Regions from separate parts of the Homo sapiens genome. Here region 2 is linked to region 1. A link is a loop called in an ENCODE intact Hi-C map of the cell type or tissue named here. Cell type or tissue: tibial artery. All regions are shown on one strand. Links, peaks and the distances in the headings refer to the core of each region. The heading gives the core; the rest is flanking DNA. Region 1 holds the start of HOXC6 (homeobox C6). Region 2 holds the start of SMUG1-AS1 (SMUG1 antisense RNA 1).

Region 1 (10,407 bases), core at 1,288-9,287:
CCCCCAGAGCAATGCCAGACCCTGTTACCTGGAAATATGTTCTAGGAGGCTGGCTGGTGGGGAAACTACCCCAGGCCCCAAAGCAGAAGCCCCTGTTCAGGGAGAAATCAGGGATCTGGGCCTTATGCACCCTCAGCGTAGGGAAGTAGGTACGAGGCCTCTGGCTTGGTTGCCGCCGCTGACTCCCGACGATGCTGCAGAAGCCAAGGCTGGTGCCTGGGCAGACCTGCAGATTGTGACAGGAAGGAGGAGGGCAGGCAGGCACTCTGTGTCTACCCAAGCCAAAATGAGTCAGACCTTCAGCTCCTCCAGGGAAGGAGAGGCCCAAACCCTGCCGGGAGGAGGCAGTCAGTGCACGGTGGGGCTGGTGTGCCCTGCCTGGCAGCTCTAACCAACATTGCCCCTATCTATGACAAAGCCCTTGGTTTTCCCCTGGGGTGGTGCGCCTGTCCCCTGGGGAGGAAGCACAGGGCCTGGGCAGCCTGGGAGGCTGGAACAGGTGGGTGCGGGTGCCACAGCCTCTTTCTTAGTTAACTGTTACCCACCGGAGACGCCAGTGCTTCTCCACGCTTCACTGCTCACTCAATAGTTTTACTCAGCATGGAGAAAAAATTAAAATAACTCCCTGAAGAAAATTACACATTTTATTTCAGAGAGAGAGAGAGAGAGCACTGGTCTGGGTTAACTGCTGTGTGCAAGTTGAGGAGAGACAACAGGCGCCCTAACCTGGCCTGAGTGCAGTGCGAAGGGGAAGGGTGGTAGTTGTGGGCACTGTTCAATAAGCATTTGTTGAGACTGCCTATGTGCCAAGCATGGGGTGAGGAAAGGCTCTTGGGTCTTTTAAAAAATGACTGATGGGTAGCTTAGGCAGTGGGATGCAGCGAAGTTAGTCCTTATAATAAATCCAAGGAGCATCAGCATTAATAATCATAAATATTCCCCTGCCCCTCCCCAGAGCCCCTCTGCTCCCCTTTCTTCTTGGCTGCTGGTGCAATCCCTTAGCCAAGCTCCAGACCCTCACCCCACCAGTGTGGGGGGCCTAGGCTTGGCTCCAGGAAATCACCCTGTTGTGGGAGGTGGGAGAGGAAATGCAGTAAAGTTTTATGGACCCTTCCCACATTTGTTTCTACTGTAAAGTGCTTCCTCCCCCAGCCCATCCCAGGAGCCTGGAGAAGGACCTGATCCTCAGACACTACCTGAATTATCTGCCTCCTCCCACCCCCACTTTTAACCCATCCTCCCCTCCACACAAAATCCCAGAGACTGAGATAAATGATGGCAGACAGACGTGACTCCAGCACTGGTCTATGCAGCTCCTTTCCCAGTTAATTGTCCTGCATAGCCCGAGGCCCTAGAAGGTGGTGGAAACAGTCTGAACATTTCCTGCCAGGCTGATACACACTGCAGATTGTCCTCCCTGCTCCCTCTTCCCCAGTATCTTAGATACTGAGGCACACCTCCTCCAACTCTCCCAACACCCCCTTACCAAGCAATACCACCTCCCTCTAGAGGCCCTTATGAGACCAAATGGGTCCCTAGAGTGAGGGCTCAGCCCTCCCTCTATGTCCAGCAAGGCCTCTCAGGGACCACCTAGGCCCAGGAAAGATCTTCAGAGGCCCAGAAGGTCCTAAGGCTGAGCACGGTGGAGCCACTGGTTCCTGCACCGCAGCTTTGGCACACAGTGGGGGCTGCTGCCAGTCCAGAGGCCTCCTGGAGTGCAGAGGCGTGAAGGCCTTGGACAGCCACAGCATGGGAAAAGCCAGTACTCGAGGCCTAGGTGCCCTTCTCTTCCCCCAGAGGCTCTTGTTGCAGCCAAGGAACAGGAAAGGAGCTCAATTTCACCTCCCTCTACTCACTGCCCCTAGAAGCTAGAAAATTTTTTAAAGGGGTGGCTTAAAGTTTGTGGGTCTCCTTCTACATCTCACAGCCCATTTAGACAATTTTACCCAATACATGCCCCAAACAGACAGGAGCCACTGCATCTTTAGTCCTGTTCTCTCTTTATTTGATATGACAAAATATAGTTTCAGGAAGGACCCAGAGTCAATAAATAGTTGGACAACAGCAATGGGTCAGGAGGGCACAGAAATTCGTGGCAGGGACTATGGGACAGCAAAGGGCCTCTAGGACCACTTGCTGGGGTCCAGTGCCAGGAAACCCCACTAGTTGAGCTAGCTAGCAGGCTGGGGCTGCCGGCCTGAGAGGGCATGCAGCAGGCGCAGGCTGGGGAGGTTCCCGGGTTTTGGGGGGAAGAGGTTGTGGAGATAAGGTTTGGAAAGCATAGAGCAACTGTGGGGGCCCTAGGCCGATGCTCTCCTTTCATATGCAAATCATTCATAAGTGAAAATCTAGTTTAGTCGCTACAAGGAAGCACCCCGAGTCTAGGGCCAGACTCTCGCCAGCCTTTGGCTGTCTAACCCGTCCAGCCGGGAACAAAGGAGAGGGCGAGGTTAGAGGGTCCGGCGAGGGTCCTGTGGCGCGGGCCGGGCCCACCTTAACTCGGGAGGGCCGCGCTGAGGCTGGGAGCCGGAGATACGGCCCAGGCCAAGGTTCGTTCTGCGCCAGCCTGTACGCCGCAGCCCTCCGGGGAAGTCCTGCGGAGCTTGCCCTGGGCCCCGGGTACCGAGCTGAGCCGAGCTGAGGGGAGATGGGGCAGCGCCGACAGCCCCGCGGGAACCCTGGGTCGGTAGGGATGCGGAATGCCAAGGAAAAGCGCTTTTGTCTGTGGGGCCCGGGAGCCCAGTGCTCCAGCACCTGCCCCCGACCCGAAATATAGAGAGGAAAGGCGAAAAGGAAAGGCGCAGGGACAGGAACCGGCTAGGGGCGCGCTCTGCGGGCCTCCCCCGCTGCCTCTAAAGAGCCTCTTTGCTTTTCATTTTGGAATCTTTCTTCCACTTCATCCTGCGGTTCTGGAACCAGATCTTGATCTGTCTCTCATTGAGACACAAGTTGTTGGCGATCTCTATGCGCCTGCGGCGAGTGAGGTAGCGGTTAAAGTGGAATTCTTTCTCGAGTTCCAGAGTCTGGTAGCGCGTGTAACTGGTTCGGGACCGCTTGCCGTCCGTCTCTGGAACATAAACCCCACCCCAAGCCAGGAAGGGGTGAATAGCTTGCAGCGTTCCCCCGTCCCCACCCCAGCCCAGGCCCCCACCCGCGGCCGGAGGGAGAGGAGGCGAGAGCCGCAAGACAGGCCACGCGGGCCGCAGGCGGGCCAGCCCAGCCCAGCCCCGGGAGAGGCGCCTCCGCCCAGGCAGGAAACTTTCCACCGCAGCCTTCACTCTGCAGCCGGAGGGGCTGAGGGGGGGTTGGGGGGAAGAGGGAGACCCAGGCTCGGACCGAACAATAAGCACCCTCGAGATCCGAGCACCGGGGACCCCCCTCCCGCCCCTCCCGAGTCGCTGGAATCCTCCGGAGCCGCAAGCGCCGGCGGAGCCGGCTCCGCAGGGGAGGGAGGGAGGGAGCCGCGGGGGGATCCCCGCTCTGGAGCCCCGCGCTCCTCACCCTTCAGATCCCTCTATTTTTTTAACTCCCTCCCTCTCCCCCAAAAATTGAATATTGCCTTTTATACACGTTTTGTTCCTATGATCCAATTATGTCGTCGTAAATTTGGGCGCACACAGCCTCTAAGCCTTTTAGTGGACAGTTTTACGAGCCATTGATGCCTGGATCGTAAAATTTATGGCCGCAGGTTTTTTTTCTTTATTTGCCCCGCATGGCCTATAAAACCCAGGCGGACCCGAGAGCGCAAAATGAAGTCCTAAAGTTTACCGTGGCTCATGTGCAGTTTGGTCATCCACGGGTAAATCTGTGGCGGGGCCGGTGGCTGGCTCAGTCCGGCGGGCTGCCCTGTCTGCGCCTGCTCCTCTTTGATCTCCCCACTGCTCTTAGCTCGCTCCTCCAGCGCCGGGCGAGCCGCCTTCTGACTGTACATCCCGGGGTTCAGAGGAGCCGCTTCGTCTCTGCCCGGAGCGTGTCCCGGAGCGGCCGCGGCGCTGCAGGCGGGGCGGTCGGGGTGAGCCCGGGGGTTGGCAGCCATGTCTACCCCGTGGAGAGAGTTGGAAGGCGCAGGCGGTGGGAAAGTGATGCTTAAGTCCAATCCGCCGTAGCAGTACCTGGATGCCTGCACCTCTGAGGCCGATCCATAGTTCCCACAAGTTTGCATGTTATAGGCAGGGATATTGGGGCTCTGCTTATAGAATGAATTGGCTACGTAGGAGCTCATGGCGGGGAGGGCCCAAAAAAATTTCTGCACCCTTTTTGATTAAGGGTGATTTGTGACTCTTTGAAGTTGAGGGGTTTTTTGTTCTCCAAAGTGGACAATTTATAGGTGGAGATATCTCTTTCTTTATCCTATGCGCTCTTCCCAAATAAGGGAGCCTTAAATAGAGTCACGTGACTCGAGCGGCCACTCATAAATTTGGCTTGATGACCTCCGGGAGGTTAGTGATGGAAGCCGGCGAAAAGCATCTCGATATGTTGGCAAAGCCCAACCAAGGGGGAGAGGGAGTGAGAGAGAGAAAGAGGGAAGGGGGAGGGAAAAAAAAAAAAAGGTTCTTGGAATTGGGGGTAGCCGGGACAACAAGCCCACAGCGACACCTGGTGCCTATGTGGGGGAATTGCATCCTGGAGCGCCAGCTTGCTTTCCGGTGGCTGGATTTCCTACACTGTGAAGGAGAAGCTGGTTGTTGGGGCAACCCCTGAGCTAGCCTTTTAAATTCTATTTAAAATTGGGAAAAGACGAGGCCCCACTTATAACGCACAGAGTGCTTTTTGTAATGAAAGTCCCGTTCTCCCAACCTCCAGGGTCTTCCAATCTTCAAAAATGGCTGAGGAAAGGGGATTAAGTTAGGTAAGGTGGCCTATGCCCAGGCTGGAGAACCAATGGGGTTTAACTTAGGTTCCCTAAACCAAAGGTAGAAGTCCCTTGCCTCTCAGGCCCTAAGGCTCCACTACTGCTGAAGAGGTGCCTATCAGCAAGAGAAAGTAGAATTAGCTTCTGAAGAGGTAGACAGGACGCCCAGGAGGAGGGATCCTGAGTGGTCAGAACAAGATAGGGGGGTCATGAAGCTGAGGGTGTTGCAGGCTGTTTGGGATGGATCTGGAGGTGAGGAGCCAGGTGGAGTTGGCTAGACCTCACCATGCTAGGGTCCCCAGAGTGGCAACAAGGCAATTTTCAAGTGTGTGTGTGGACACGGACAGAGCCAGACAATGGTCTAGAGGACTGCTCTGTTTCCCTGTGTGCGATCCTTATGTGGTACCTATGCCAGAGGTTTTAGACAGAAAATAGATGTTAATTGAGGACATGGAGAAGCAAGATTGAAGCCTCCACAAATATTACGTGAGCATGGCAGAGGAAAAGGCCCGTTATGTGCCCTTTGGGGAAAAGGTCTCTGGGCTAGGCTTTCCAGGGACCTGAATCCATAAGGTTCACAAGAGAGCAATTTCTGAGCTACCAAGAGGAATGGGGCGGACCTGGGGGGTGGGCAGGGCAGGCGCCTGGGTAGCCTTCGCAGGGTATCTGCAGCCATTCGGCCCCATCCTCTTCCCCCGTAGCCCCAAGTCTCATACTTCCCTGCCTGCTTCTTCCCAGGAAATCTCCGCCCCGCCAGGAGAAGGCCCCCTCCTCACTGGTGGAGGCACTGGAGGCGAGGGTGGGGGCGCTGGAGGGAATCTGAAGGGCCCGGAAAACTCTGGCGGATTTTTTCCCTCCGGAGACCCTCCTCAACACCTCTCCCTGTAGGCCCACTCAGGTTTCTCTGGCCAGGCTTGGAGAGAGAAGGCCAGGGTTGATAAATGGTTAGGGTCCGGCTGCGCTCCTCACCCGCCTCTTCACCCGTTTGAGGAGAGAAAAGTAAGGAACCAGCCCGGCTGGAGCTGTAATGAAGAAGGAATTTTGTCCCGGCCACGTCAGGAGTACCAGAGCAGGCGAGAGCTCAGTTTCCAGGCTTTCTCTCTCGAGATGTCCTTGAATCGCTCAATCCCTGCCGACAGGGCTCCAGTCCCGCGGTCTTCTCTTTCCCTCCGCTCTCCGCCTCCGCTACGTTTCGCAACAGCCAGCTTGGCGCGGGCCTGGGGCTTGCTCTCACGGCGCCCCCCGCCTCCAACTCCCGGGAGTGGGTGGAGGAGACCCTGGTGCCTGGATAGTGCTTCTTTACTGGTCTTTCGGGGCGCCTCAGGGTTCGGACGCCGAGGACACCGGCTGCCACAGGCAGGAAGAAAGGCCTGCGTGGGGTTGGTGCCCAAACCGACTGATCCCAGCTCCCCCCGCAACAAAATCCTACGCGGCTTTTTCCCGCAGGGTGTGTGTGTTGCTCCGCGCAGGGAGCCCAGAGAGGCCTCCCAGCCCCTCAGTGCGATCGCGAGAACGAACAGAAGGCCGGGGCCGGGCGCCTGGGCTCCGGGGAAGGCGAGTGCAGAGGGCTGGGGGCTTGCAGGGGGCCGGCAGGCGCGGGAGCGCTTGGAGCCTGCTCCAGCTCTCACCCTGAGGCCGGCGGGCGAGCGAATTAACAGAATTCCCGGTATAAAGTTTTAAAAATAATATCAGTTTTATTAAATATTCGAGAACGGACCCAGAGGTTGGATTTATACAGGAGGGTAACACGAAGGGATTTATTTATTTATTTATTTTCTCCTACTGGCTAAACAAACGTCATTCACTTTTTTTCTCTCTTTTTGTAATTTTCCCTCTTTTTTTTCCTTTTTTGAAATTGGATAGGAACACTGACGGTGCTAAACATAAATATAAATACAGAGACCACAAATACAGCTAAAAATCTTCACACAGAAACGGTCACAGTTTGTAAAATGCCATAATGACCCCCAGGATTCTTTAAATACAATTTGCCTGGGCTGGGCATTTGCTGGGGCAGAGGGGCTAGGCAGGGACTGCGGGGAGGCCCTGGGGGTTGGTGTGGGGCCAAGGCGCGCCCTCCTTGGGCCTCCGGCCCTCCCCGGCTGCCAGGCCGGGCCCTGAGGCCCTGGAGCAGAGGCCCCAGCAGGCCCAGGAGCCGGCTCTCTGCACGGGGGGCGGGGGTGGGGGCGTCGAAGGAGTGGGGGAGCCAAGTCCTCACTTGGAGGGCAATCTGTAGAGTCTGAGTTCAGGGTCCGAGCCCCCAAGGCCTGGACGGGGAAAAGGGCCTGTAGACAAGCCGAGAACGAGCTAGCAAGGGAGCGAGGAGGAGGAGGCGCGTGGTGAAAGAGAGTTGTGCGGTGAGGGAGGGGGTCCAGAGCTGACTTTCAGGTCCACGTTTGACTCCCTAATTTTGTTTTAGGGAATCAAAACACATCAATTGTGCCAGTGATAAATACAGAGTGTGTGATTAGGGGAGAGTTGGTGGGGAGCGAGGGAGAAAGGGAGAGAGGGGTGGCAGGGACAGTCCTGGTCACTCTTTCTGCTTCTCCTCTTCTGTCTCTTCCCGCTTTTCCTCTTTTCCGCCCAGGCTGTCGGCGGTGGCCCCTCCGCCGCCCCCCGAGAGAGTGGATGTGAGATTAGATTCTTTTTTCCACTTCATCCGGCGGTTCTGGAACCAGATTTTGATCTGTCGCTCGGTCAGGCAAAGCGCGTTGGCGATCTCGATGCGCCGGCGCCGCGTTAGGTAGCGATTGAAGTGAAATTCCTTCTCCAGTTCCAGGGTCTGGTACCGCGAGTAGATCTGGCGGCCGCGCCTCCGGTCCGCTCCGTAGCCGACCCCTAAAGATCCGGGCACAAAACACACTAAAAGCAATCAGCAAAGCGTCCTCTGCAGACTGTTTCGCCTAGCAAAGTCCTGACCCTCCCAACCTGGCCAGCAGCTCACAGCCTCCTTAGGGCTCTAGCCTTCTCCCTTTTGCCTTGCCCCACCCCCACTGGGGGTACAGCGAGGACCCCAACTTCAGACCTCCTATAAGGTGGGACCTGTGTGTCCCAAAGAAAGGTGTGTGGTGGGGGGGGGGGCGGGGGGGCGGGGCAAAAGGCAAACAGAAAGCTGCAAGTCTAAAAGCAGATTTTTGAAAAATCCCAGATAATGGGGATGAGGGCCCCCTTTCTCAAGGACTGGGCTCCCCCATCTCCCCAAGCATCCTAGTTCCTTGGAAACTTCTCCCCACTTATCTGCCTCTCCTCTCCCCCTCCCTTCTCCTCAGACTGACTCCACTTTGGGGGGCTCCCCTATCTTCTGCTCCCTCCCCTCATCCCCTGCCCTGTTCCTGCCCCCTCAGCCCGCCTTGGGGCCCTCCAATCCGTCAGGGGCCAAGGGGGCCAGGCCCCTGCAAGCGAGCGAGAGGCGAGCTGAGGGGGCAGAAGAGGGGGCCCTGTCTCGGTGAGGAGACGAGCGTGATTGTTTTTATGGGGCCATAAAAAACTCTCTCCGCCCGTTCTTCTAGGGAAGCCGGTCATAAAGCCAGTTCAGTTTATTTAATTTATATCTCGGAGCTGTAAAACTCACCACTGTGCGAATTCATTCGCTGCATCCAGGGGTAAATCTGGATACTGGCTTTCTGGTCCTGGGGCGCAGTCCTGCCCTGCTCAGAACTAAAATCCTGAGCGATTGAGGTCTGTGTGTTATGTCCTAAGGTGTTTTGTCTGCAGTTTGAGAGCATGTCTTTCTCCTGGTAAAAGGAATTAGATCCATAGTCATACGGCCCCCGGCTGGAACTGAACACGACATTCTCCTGTGGCGAATAAAAGGGAGTCGAGTAGATCCGGTTCTGGGCAACGGCCGCTCCATAGGTCGAGAAATGCCTCACTGGATCATAGGCGGTGGAATTGAGGGCGACGTTGGGGAGGACGTCCTGGCCCCCGGCGAGGTGGCAGGATAAGGAAGGGTTAGTGAAGTAGGAATTCATCCCTTTGCCTTTACCTGGTCGGTCTATGATTTCTTTAATATTTATTTCTGTCTCCAGTTTGTACTCGGAACTAGATGGTTATAGGGACGGCTCCAATCCAGGACAGACAAAATGACAAAGTCAGCTGACCCCCTCCCAGCCAATCGCAAGCCAGATGTCAGGAAGGGGGAAAAAAATCGCTTCTGCTTCTGTTGATTCCCTAGTTGAGACTAAGTGTGTGCTTTGAAAGTAAGACTTGGATTTCTTTTAAAAAATATATATATATATATATATATGTAAGGGAACTGGTTTGGTGGTGAAGGAGGGGTGCATGTCCCTGAGCAGGGCCTTGGGACTCAGGGAAGGAGAGCTGTACTACCAGGAAATCTCTCAGCCCCAGCTAACTTTGCTGTGCTGTGGCCAGAGCCAGGGCTAGAGAAACCCCTGTATTTTCAATCTGGTTTCATGTTTTATATCTGCCCCCTTCTAAAATTACATCCTGATTTCTCCAAGGGAAGAACTCCCTCCCAGCACAGGAGGGGGGTCCCTAGAAATCCTGCAGGAAATCCTGTTTTGACACTCCATGGAGTGAGTCCCATCACTAAACTAGTATTTTTTTCACCAATAATTAAAAAAAAATCAAAAGTAGAAAGAAATTTCATAAAACCTGTTCCCCTGAGTAAGTAGAGTGTGGCTGAGAGTCTTGAATGTAGTAGGGATGTGGGGAACAACTAGGTCTAAAGGGGCAAGACTTCAGGGTACAGTGGCAGAGCTGGAGTGGGCAAATGGGCCACGCATCTGCTCTCCTTTGCCTCCTGGCTCCCTTCTGCCTCCTTCTCAGGACCCCTCTGTTGGGAAAACTCTTCCAGCATTTTTGCCTAAAAGGGAAAATGTATAAAAAATGCAATAGAAAAAGGAGAAAAAGAAGTAAAATGTAGGGAGGTGGCACCGGAGGGGGAAAGACAGAGAGAAAGAGAGAGAGAGGAAGAACGAAAACTCTGAGAATCTTTCTAGAGACATCAACTCCTGTTTATGTTGGTGAGAATTTATTATTTGGAGCCAGTGAGGGCCTGTGGGGTAATTCACATAGGATCCAGCCAGAAAGAGAAGGCTGGTGGGGCTCTGATGGACAGTTAGCTTCCTGCAGGCTCAAGCCCCTGCCTTGGTCAGAAGCCCCCCTGCCCCCTCCAGACTCAGGGCACCGCCAGTGGAGGCGCCCCTGGACCTGAGCTATGAGGCTTGGAGACTTCAGAAAGGGGTTCTAAGGAGCTCTCACCCAAGTGCCAGTCACCCGTGGTGGGGATGGGCCTCTCAGCAACCTCAACGCCCATTTTATTCCCCCATCTTGGGGCTAAAAAAAGGGAAGAGACGGTTACGAAAAGGCAGCTGAATCCGAGGCTTGTGAGGGAGCCGCAGTAGGCGAACTGAAACAGCGGAAAGTGTGCAGATGGGGGTTTTCTCCTGATTAGTCCAAACTTAATTTGATATCGTGATATAGGCTGAAAATGCCTTGAGTTGACAAAGAAGGGTGGTGGGGAGTGTGCGGGGAGCAGAGAAAGCTCATATCCCCCCCCCCCCACCATTTTTGGGTGGGTTGGGGGGGGG
Region 2 (10,407 bases), core at 777-8,776, 120 kb before region 1:
AAGCTGGTGCTAGTATTCTGGATGAGGACTGAGTTTCTGGAAGCCTCTCCAGTTGCTGTCCCTGCCTGTGTAATTCATCTGTGTGTTTCCTGGTACCATGCTGATGTAGAGCTGCTCTCTCGATTGTTTGCTAAGTGAATGATGGATACAAGAGTGAATGACTCTTCTTTCCCTACGCCAAGTCTCTGGGGCTAAACTACCCTCATCCTTCCTCACCTCTGCACCTTCCCTCAGCTGTTGCTACTTGGAACCCTCTCCCTTCTCAGACTCTGCCCAATCCTGGCTCTACACTTCTGTCTCTTGGGGAGTTTTTCATGATTAAGCTGCAAGAAGAGTTCTCTATTCACTTGGGTCCAAGATTAGGGTCTGTCATCCCTGTAAGTTCAGGGTCCCCAGGGAGAAGGGTCTATGTCGTTTTCCTCCGGACTCTGCCCTGCCCCAGCAACACCCAGGGCAGGGCTCCAAGACTGAGGTGGGAGCTCTGGGCTCAGTTATTGTTGGGGACATACACCCAGGAGGACCATACTGCTGCCCAGGACCAGGCCTGGTCCTTCCTCCCTACAGAAAGCCCGGGGCTTGCACAGCATCTCGCCTGTCATCACTCCAGGGGAGCAAGCAGCCTTCTTCATTCCCAGACCCTCACTGCCAACAAAGGAGGCTGTTGGCCAGGGTTTGGGACTTGAATACCAAGATGGGGTAGAGCAGAGCCTTGCTGCTCTGCAACTTCAAATTATCCCCTCCTCTAGGAAGCTGGGTCACCTCCGTCCTTCCCCCTCCAAACTCCCTAGCTTTCTTTTACAGCCTTATCTCCCTCCCTTCCTCTGGGCCAGGTAGTAGCACAGGCCTGTGGCCTTTTGGAGTAACCCTATAAAAACCCCAGAGCAACCCTAGTGTGAAGCCCAGAAAACCCCACCATAATCTCCAGGGCAACTCCACAGTTGTACTCCAAACTCTATGACAGCATCCAAAATCTACAGTAACACCCCAAATCCCTATAGTCACATCCAGAACTACTCAGCCCAGGCAGTGCCACAGAGCCACCCCAAACATGGCACAAGAAGCTCAACACAGGCCCCTTCAGGAGCAGCTAAGCCTTCTAAGCTGATCTTCTAGCTGACCCAGAAAGGGGGGTCTTCCTGGAGACTCCAAAGCCCTCACTGGACCTTGCTCCCCACTGAGCTTTGATGTGGTAGAGGGAGGGGTGGGTGCCCAGGGCATGGACATGAAGGTTTCCCCTCACCTGAGGTGCTGAGGGAAGAAGTCTGGGGGAGGACAAGCCAGATTGTCCCTGGAGGGTCAGGGAAACCCAGAGGCAATGGTAGTCTCATACCTGAAATGGGAATCCGTGGGGCTTCTGTGGAAATTTCTGTGGATGAAGAGGAGACAGGACTCCCGGGTTCCCATGGTCACACGCACATGCTTTACAGATCTGTTTTGGGTCTGAGTCTTCAGGGGGCGTGGGAGGTGGTGTGGAGACAATGGGTATGGTGGGGGTTAGTAGTTGGCAGTTCAGAGGGAGGAGACGCAGGCCTGTTCCCCTAGTCCGATGAGAGAGAAGAGAGTCACACCAGGACCTGATTTAGGAATTGCTGGAGGGGCTTGTTGAGTGCAGGAAGAAACCAAGAAAAGGGGAGCCAAGGGTTTCAAATCAGGAGGGCTTCACGGAGGAGAAGAATAGGCAGGAGGTTGGAAAACAAGGGGCCAGGCGTGGTGGCTCATGCCTGTAATCCCAGCACTTTGGGAGGCTGAGGTGGGTGGATCACCTGAGGTCAGGAGTTCGAGACCAGCCTGACCAACATGGAGAAACCCTAAAATACTTGGAAGGGAGGCTCCCACCCTCTCTGCCCCTGCCCCTGGCAGCACCACCCCCAATTTGAGCAGGGCTTGGTCCCCAGAGCCTGGGGGTGGGTGTATCTACTGAAAATACAAAATTGGCCAGGCGTGGTGCACACCTGTAATCCCAGCTACTCAGGAGGCTGAGGCAGCAGGAGAATCGCTTGAACCCTGGAGGCAGAGGTTGCGGTGAGCCAAGATCGTGCCATTGCACTCCAGCCTGGGCAACAAGAGTGAAACTCCGTCTCAATAATAATAATAATAATAAAAAGAAGGGAGGAACAGAGCTGGGAAGGTCCCTGCCAGGGGTGGGGGCGGGGGCGCTCTGTGGCTTTCGAAGGGTTGAGGGCTGGTTTCAGGCCAGGCTGAGTTCAACCTGTGGAGTCACCAGACATTGGCATCTCTGGGTGTAAAATCCTGAGACGGGAAGAGGATGAATGTGGAATCAGGAGGCCGAGGGACCGCAGGCTCCACCCTTGGCTTTTGACCTCAGGTAATTCCCACACACTTCTAGTGTCATCGTTCTCCAGTCTGTAGAGAGGGAATAACAACATCCAGCATTCTTGAATTTTTAAAAAGCTTCTCTAGCAGGTGAGAAAACTACTTGGGAGAAAGCTATTTGGCCCACGATTTAGTAGATGTAAACGGTGCCAGCCCCTCTGTGGTGCATGAGATGTCAAGTTCTAAGTTCCCAGCTCTGCCACCAGACAGTCCTTTTTTCAGGCCTCAGTTTCCCCATCTGTAAAACAAGGGGAGTTGCACTTGTTCATTTCTTGGGGCCCCTCCTCCATCTGGTATCTGTTCAATAATTTTCAAGGTTCTTACAATGATAATAAATGCCAACAAGCTTTGTCCAAGTGTAAAGTGTGCTTCTGATGTGAGGGGCTGAAGGGCTCCCTGGATGCAGAGAAAGGTGCTTTGAGCTGGGCCGTGGCCCACAGTCTATCCTAGGCTTGGACCCCTGGAAGGAAAATGCAGAGAGCCCTGCTCAAGTTTATCCCACCCCCTTCCCAGAGCTGTGCCCATGCCAGCAATATTCTGCTCCCCCTTCCCAGCCAACCCCCAGGCTCTGGGGACCAAGCCCTGCTCAAATTGGGGGTGGGGCTCCCAGTGGCAGGGGCAGAGAGGGTGGGAGCCTCTCTTCCAAGTGGCTCCGAGCTGGAGCACAGCAATTACGCGGGAGGATTTATGTCCCTTTGCCTTTAATCGGAAACTCCATGTCAAGAAGAAAAATCTGCACTGTCCTCCGGCCCGGCTTCCTGCTTTATCATTATTATTGGAGGAAGGTTGATTTGGAAACTTAAAGAAAAGTGGGGTTGGGGGTGGGAGCCACTGGGGAAGGAGAGGTGTGGGGCACAAGGATGGCCTTCCTGCTGTTTGGTTTGTCACAAGAAGGGGACAAAGGGTAGGGCAGGGGCCGGGTCCTGGAGGGCAGGTGAGAAGAGACCAGAGGAACGCTAGGGGGAGGTTGGGGGCTGCAGGGTCACGAAAGGAAGGGGCACCCAGGAGCTGGGGGATGCTTGGAGGGAGGGAATGAGTGGGCAGACAGAGGGAACAGCTGGGGGTTGAAGGGACCTGGGGAGAGAAGAGAACCAGCAGCCAAGGTGGAGGGAAGGAGTAGCCAGGTACTGGAGGGACTATGGGTGGGCGAAGGGGTGTGGAACAGCCAGAGGAGCAGCCAGGCTCTCGGGGGATACTGTTGGGGAGGGAGAATGGGGGGTAAGCAGAGGGGATGTGGGGTGGGGGAAGAAGAGGGTGGGGCCTCATGGAGTGAAGAGGCATCAGGGACTGGCAGAGGGAGAGGGAGGGTAACCAGATGGGAGAGTCAGGGACTGGAGCTGGTGGGGGGTTGGACCAGGAACTCTGGGACTATCTCAGTCTAAATAGCCTGCTCCCACAAAGGCCTCTCCTCACCTGGCCCACCTGTATCTCCTAGTGTCCTGATTGGAGGGCTCTGGCCTCCCACAAAGCCCCAGGTTTTTGCCTTCCACCTTGGGAGCTGTTTCCTCCGGTGATCAGGTGTAGTGACTGGGAACAGGCTGAGGGGAACCACTTGACTCTCTTAGACAGACAGGTCTGCACTCTGGGGAGGCGAGACCAGGGACAGAAGGCCTCCTTCAGCCATCTTCCTGCCCTGTTTGGAAGTCCCCCCAGTGTCTTACCTGTTATCCCTTCTGTTGCCAGGATTTCATTCTGATGCTTTGGAGTCAGGCCTGGGTTGGAATTCTATCTCTGGCACTGACTACCTGAGAACACCTCTCTGAACCTCAGGGTTTTTGTCTGCAACATGATGACAGTAATACCTACGTGGCAGGTGTTGTCAGGATTAGAGATAATTAAGTAAAGTATCCAGCACATAGTATGCCTTCTATGCACTGTGCCCATCTGGAGGTAGCACCTGATATATGCAACCTCTCTACTTTACAAAGCATTGATAAATTATTTGTATCAATTTGTATCATTTGATTGTCATGACAACTTAATGAAGGAGCCTGGGTAGGTGTCATTATCCTCATGTTGGTGATGGAAACCATGGTACAGAGTGGCTGAGTGACTTGCCCAAGGCCACACAGCGCATGCCTGGAGCACCCGGGTAAGACAGACCCATAATACCACATGAGAGGCTTGAAGATCTTCCTCTGGGTCTTCTTCCTCCACCCTTGTCAGGCCCCACACCCAGCCACTGGTCCCTGGAATCTAGAGTTGAGTTTGGGGTGCTCAGCAGAGTGGCTCAGCTTCCAATCCTCCTGCAGCCCGGGCCATGCCCACCCTCATGCGCCTCCTCCCCGGCTTGACTAAGAGGTTTTATAGCCGTTTATGAGCAATTTCTGTCCATATATCATCGGAGATATATAGCCAGGCAAATATTAGGGACCCAAGCGGAGGTTTTAAGAGTGAGTTTTATTGCTGCTGAAAGAAGGTGTGATAGGCAGCATGCAGAGACCCACCTTCCCTCTTGCTCGGCGGCCGGGTGGTGGCAGCAGGGACTGGGCTTCAGCTGAGAAAAGCCATCTGTGAAGCTTGCGTGTTATGCCAGCACCCAGGGGTGCGTTGGCGGAGGGTGGTGATGGAAGGGTGGGGCTCTGTTCCTCAGAGAGCCATGCAAGTGGGTGTGGAGGGGTGAAAGGAGGCAAGAAGTCACAGGCTGGTGTGGCCAGCACAGCCTCTCCAAACCTGAGTGGGAAGACACTGAGTTCCAGTGGATTCAACACACAGAAGCGTGGATTGAAGTGAGACAGACTTGGGAAACAACTTCTCCCCAGGGGCCCCTGGGAGAGACTTTGGCAGTGCCTTTTGTTGGAAGTCTTTAAAAACTGGACCGGAACAAGGAGACCCCTGCCCAGAGTTGGTGAGCTGGACAACATGACCCCTACCCTCTTGAGCCACGGCCCCTGTTCTGCTGGAGAAAGCCCTGCAGAGGAGGTCATCCGTGGCCTCCTTTTGGGCTCTGTTCCAGGCCCCCGGCCCACGTGTCCCCTGCCCTCTGTGGGCTTCTGGGTATGGGTGAGTGGCAGAGGGGTAAGGAGAGCCTTCTTGGCTTGCGGCGTATGGAGAGAAGACGTCCCAGGGAATCCTCGCTCCTGATTTAAGCAGCTCCGACAGCTTTATGGTGCCTCCTCGAGTGAGCCCCCAGCGTTGGCTGTTTAACTTTTTAGCGTCGTTTAACGCTTAGACTCTGGTGGACAGGCAGGCCCCAAGGCCCCAGAGGCAGCGGCACTAAATCAGGACACTCTGAGGCCCCGATAAATAATTTTTACAGGGCACGCAGCCCATAGATCACCAGTGGGGGTGGGGGGAGAGTGGCTGTGATATTTCAACCAATTGTCATATGTGACTGCCCCGTGCTCTGACTCCAGGTCGCCCACATGGCAGCCGGCTTCATAACCACAGCCAGCTCTGGGGCTCTTCACTGTGGGGCATGGGAGAGGAGTAGGAGATGGGGCCTTTGATAACCCCAGCCAGCAGATGACCCGTTGCCTCCCCGGGAATGATGTTAAGGTCTGCTCAACTTGCTGTTGTCCATAGAGCATGGGTGCTCAATCCAAGCCTCCTCTGGCACTGGGAGAAGGGACAGCTGAAGGCACGAGGGCAGGGTGGCAGAGAGGAACACAAATAACTTTCTGTAGCCAAAAAGTCACTTTTCTGACCACCTTCCCTGTTCTGTTGACCACCTCCAAACTTGTGGTCTGTGTGAGAGAACAGTACAGAGGGAGGGAGGCATCAGACCTGACCCCAGGAGAGGAGGGCAGAGCTAAGGCTGACGTTCAGAGAAACTGGCAGCATCCCTCTACCATTTATACCTCTAGAGAAAGAGATGGAAAGTGTGGGAGTGTGGAAAGCGGGGGAATGTGGAAGGAGAGAGACAGAAACACAGAGAAGGCTAGGTAGTGAGAGGGACAGAAAAATGAAGATGAAAGACAGATGAAGATGTAGAGAGAACAAGAGACAGAGGCAAGAGGAGACAGACCAAAACGGACTCAGAAAGGACACTCCAACAGTTGGTTTGGTGTGGAGAAGGAGGCCTTTTCCTAAAGCTTGGTACCAAGCAAGAGGAACAGTGGTATCAACAGACCAAGGCAGGGGTTGCATCTGTGCCAGGCTGACCTGCCCCATGCCCTCTGAGGGTGCCCTTCCCCTGGCTTCAGGACCGTGTTTCCCTGCACCAGCTCCACGCTGCTTCCCCACTCTCTCCCCTCCCCTCAGTGCCCTTGCCCCATCCCCTCATCTGTAAGATCTGGGATTTGCGGGGACACTTAATCCATATGGAGCTGATTCATTCCCATCTAAATCATCTCCATGAGCTTCCCTAAGAGCCCTCTGATGTGCCAGCCACCATTCCTCTCCCCTGGGCGATGGCGGGCTGGGGGCTGCCAGTAAACAAACCTCAGCTGCCATCCATCCATCTTGGCCTCGCCCATCAGTCCAGCCAAGACCATTCATCTCTCCAGCACTGCTCCCTGCACTCCTCCATCCCTCCATCCATCTGTCTGTCCCTCCTTCTCATGCCCCTCTACTGGAAACTTTACCTCTCTGCCTTTTCCTGGGTAGCATCTTGAGGGGTCATCTCAACCATCCCCCTGCCTTCAGACAGGAGCCTTATTTTACCCCTGGCCCAGCAAGGCGGGGGCTCTCCCAGTTCATCACCTTCCGAGAATGAGGGCTTCGAGTCTGATGATTTTACTCTACAGTACTGACAACCTAGGGAAGTTCTTTCTTCTGTCTAGCTTGTGTGCTTGACATTCACATATGACCACACGTCTGAATGGGAGTGGGTATAAGATTATAGGATTATACTCAAGCATGAGAGTCTCCAGTATTTGTAATATGTACCTCTCTGGCTTAACATGGTATGTAGAGCTCAAGACCAGTGAAATGGGCCTTTCCTCCAGTCTCCCCCAGCAGAGTCTGGCCCAGTGCCAAGCACGCAGTGGGCGTTCGGTGTTGATTGCTTTCTGGCCATCTTCTTATTTGCCAGTGCCAATGAGTCCAGTGGTCTCACATACATCCTGGGGGGGGTTTTGGTGGGATGACTCTGTGGATCTGATACAGGGCAGATTATGGCACCTCTAGCCTGGCAGGGTTTGCAGTAAACACTAAGGAAATGTCTCTTACCTCTATTCTCCCACTCAAATTTCTTTTTTTTTTTTTTTTTTTTTGAGACAGAGTCTCGATCTGTCGCCCAGGCTGGAGTGCAGTGGTGCGATCTCGATTCACTGCAACCTCCACCTCCAGGGTTCACTCCATTCTCCTGCCTCAGCCTCCCGAGTAGCTGGGACTACAGGCGCTCACCACAACGCCCGGCTTATTTTTTGTATTTTTGGTAAAGATGGGGTTTCACCATGTTAGCCAGGATGGTCTCGATCTCCTGACCTCGTGATCCACCCTCCTCGGCCTCCCAAAGTGCTGGGATTACAGGCGTGAGCCACCACGCCCGGCCTATCCCACCCAAATTTCTTAACGCAGGCCTGGGGTAGAGCTTGCCTCAACAACTCGCTCTCGGTAATTGTGGGGCTGAAGAGAGGGAGGACGAACAGGAGGGGCAGCAGGTGCTGGTGGGGCCTTCCATGGCACTGAAGCAGAACCCTCGCATTTGGGGGAAACCCTTATGTTTACCTGCACTAATCAGGAGAGTGCATGGAGGGCGCCGCTGTCCCCTGCCCCAGCCTTAGCATTATGGCCCTTCCCTTTTCAGCCTCTTCACCTCATCCTGGGAGGGGTGACTCTGAGAAAGGGGCTTCTGCAAGTCCCTAAGGAGAGAAGACGGGAGCAGGTCTTTGGGTCCCACCTCAGCGTCTCCATGCGCAGCACCACTGGAAGTTGGGGAACAGGGAACAGGTCTGTCTGTCTGTCTCTGGTCAGTAGAGAATTTTGGTCAGGCTCTAGTAACCCTGCAGAGGGATAAAGTGGGTATGGGGGGTGGAGGTGGAGTTACAGGGAGAGATGAGGGCAGTACTTGTGACAGGTGTGTCCTTCCCTGGATCCAGTCATGAAGAGTGGGAGGGAGAGAGGAGAGGGAGGGGAAACATGAACTTTCACGTGCCCTGAGAGAGCTGGTGTTTCACCACTGCCAGCCGCTCCCCGAGACCTGGGATGCCTTGTTGAGCATCTGCCCTGCTCCCAGACCAGACTAGACCAGGCAGGGAATCCCGATGCATGCTTCTCCCCTGTCCCCACACTAACTCCCACTCCCTTTCCCCTTGTTGCTGGTCCCCTGCATGGAGTCACTGTGAGTACACAGGATAGGTGAGGCTCTACAGCTGTTATTGAGTTGTGAGGATCCTTGACCTTGTCCCTCTCACTCCCCTACAGGGAGAGGAGGCTCTAATTGTAGTCAGAAAGATAAGAAGGGTGTCTTGGAGAGGAGAGGGGCTGGGGGGGCCGTGGGGAAGCTAACCACTTGCCCCAGTCGTGTGAAGGTAAGTGTGGGAGGGGAGGGGCCTGCAGGTAGCAAGGCCCAACTTAAGAATGATGAGGTGCTTCTTAGTTCTCTGAGCTATAGACATGTGAAGTATGTAAGACCATGCGAAAGGATAAATTATCACCTAAGGAGGAGAGGACATGGGGGAATAAGAAAAAATTCAAGCCAGGGAGACCCAATGCTACCACCCCCATCACCATCATGACCTGATCCATCTGTGCTGGACTGGATTAAAGTCCATAGGGAGGGGGAGGCCTGAGAACTGGCCCTGAGGTCTTCAGAGGAAAAGCTGATCCCCCACCGTGCATTTGCTTGATGTTACACAGAGCAAGGGGGAGCTGGGAACAGCTGCTCAAATTCTTCAGGTGGGGCAGCCACGGGGAGCTCCCCATCCTCCTTCTTCCTTCCTTGCACCCACCTCTCTCCAACCCCTCCTTCTACCTAGTCCGCTGAGGAACAGTGCCCTCTTCTCCCATTGGCCCGCCTCTCGTGGTTGTCCCCAGCCTCTTGGGCTAGGCCCTCCTCACCCACTCAGTGGCTCCTAACCTCTCTTGTCTCCTCTGAAACTCCTCTTCCTGCAAGAAGCATCCCAGGCTGCTTCTCCCCTCCCCCCAAAAAAAGCCCACTTACCCAGACTTGCAGCTGATGAAAATCCTTTAGGATCCACTCGTGGGCTGCTGCCTTGGGTCCTGCAGGGTCTGGAGATTCCTTTGTTTGTCTGTCCTCTATTGCTCAACATCCACATGTCCAATTTAGGCTGGGATTCCCACAATACAAGTGAGGAGCCAAGTCTTTTTTTTTTTTTTTTGAGATGGAGTCTCGCTCTGTTGCCCAGGCTGGAGTGCAGTTGTGTGATCTCTGCTCACCGCAAGCTCTGCCTCCCCGGGTTCACGCCATTCTCCTGCCACAGCCTCCCGAGTAGCTGGGACTACAGGCGTCTGCCAGGATGCCCAGTTAATTTTTTGTATTTTTATTAGAGATGGGGTTTCATCGTGTTAGCCAGGATGGTCTCGATCTTCTGCTCTCGTGATTCCCGCAAAGTGCTGGGATTACAAGCGTGAGCCACTGTGCCTGGCCGAGCCTGGGGTTTTAAAATCTATTTGACAGCCCTTCTTCTGACATCATGAGGCAGAAATGTCTTGAGGAATGCTGGGAGGTCTTAGACGACCAATGAGCGGGACTGGTACACTTTCCCCCAGGGAAGCCACCTCATGCTACAGCAAGTAGTGACAGAGGCTAGACAATGGGAAGAACTGTAATCTCTTAAAATTGAAGGAAAGATTTCCAGGGTTTCACTGAAGACCTTGAGGAGGAATGACTTTAATCTTTTCAAGCTCTGAGGGAGCAGAGAGGCCTGGGAGTCTGGAAAAGTTTCTGTCCACTCTTGCAGAACTGACTCAAAGAGGGACGGCCACTTTCTTTTTCAAGAGCCCTGACTCATCCACGTTCAGTCCAATTCCACTCACAATTTCTTAGATAATTGTTTCTTTCTTAGACAGAAATTTGGTTCTGGAATTCCCTGTCCTATTCCTCCCATGACCTGGGAACCATCTTTAGGAACCAACTTCAGCTTATGGTGCCAGAAAAACAGAGATGTAGAGACATTTTTGGACAGTCACACAGCAAACCATCAAGGAGCTGGGAATGCCCCCTTA

What was found. Hi-C counts contacts between places; a loop is a spot of excess contacts. Peaks named below come from ENCODE experiments on the same cell type or tissue, not always from the same donor. Only the 100,000 strongest peaks of a DNase experiment are listed, where the experiment ranks them.
Region 2: a loop joins it to region 1, with 4 times the contacts of the local background. A loop is called at or near these places in 19 of 110 quality-filtered maps.

Annotation. Positions count from the first base shown.
Region 1 is chr12:54,026,938-54,037,344 of GRCh38, reverse strand. It overlaps HOXC6 (homeobox C6), which reads right to left and starts at 8,905. Exons shown (of 2, transcript NM_004503.4): 1 at 8,424-8,905; 2 at 6,522-7,690. The coding sequence starts at 8,823. The coding sequence ends at 7,383. HOXC5 (homeobox C5) reads right to left here and starts at 4,295. Exons shown (of 2, transcript NM_018953.4): 1 at 3,769-4,295; 2 at 1,984-3,067. The coding sequence starts at 4,222. The coding sequence ends at 2,853. It overlaps MIR615 (microRNA 615), which reads right to left and starts at 3,395; the gene lies at 3,300-3,395. It also overlaps a transcript of HOXC4 not described here. RefSeq lists a silencer at 3,197-3,256 and enhancers at 3,340-4,491, 4,486-4,780. In tibial artery, for the core only: a CTCF peak has its summit at 4,605 (motif pointing left); a DNase peak (open chromatin) is centred at 4,614; H3K4me3 peaks cover 4,150 bases; H3K27ac peaks cover 3,165 bases.
Region 2 is chr12:54,141,797-54,152,203 of GRCh38, reverse strand. SMUG1-AS1 (SMUG1 antisense RNA 1) reads right to left here and starts at 9,602. Exons shown (of 2, transcript XR_007063322.1): 1 at 9,383-9,602; 2 at 1-2,572. In tibial artery, for the core only: a CTCF peak has its summit at 4,825 (motif pointing right); a DNase peak (open chromatin) is centred at 4,903; H3K4me3 peaks cover 680 bases; H3K27ac peaks cover 4,134 bases.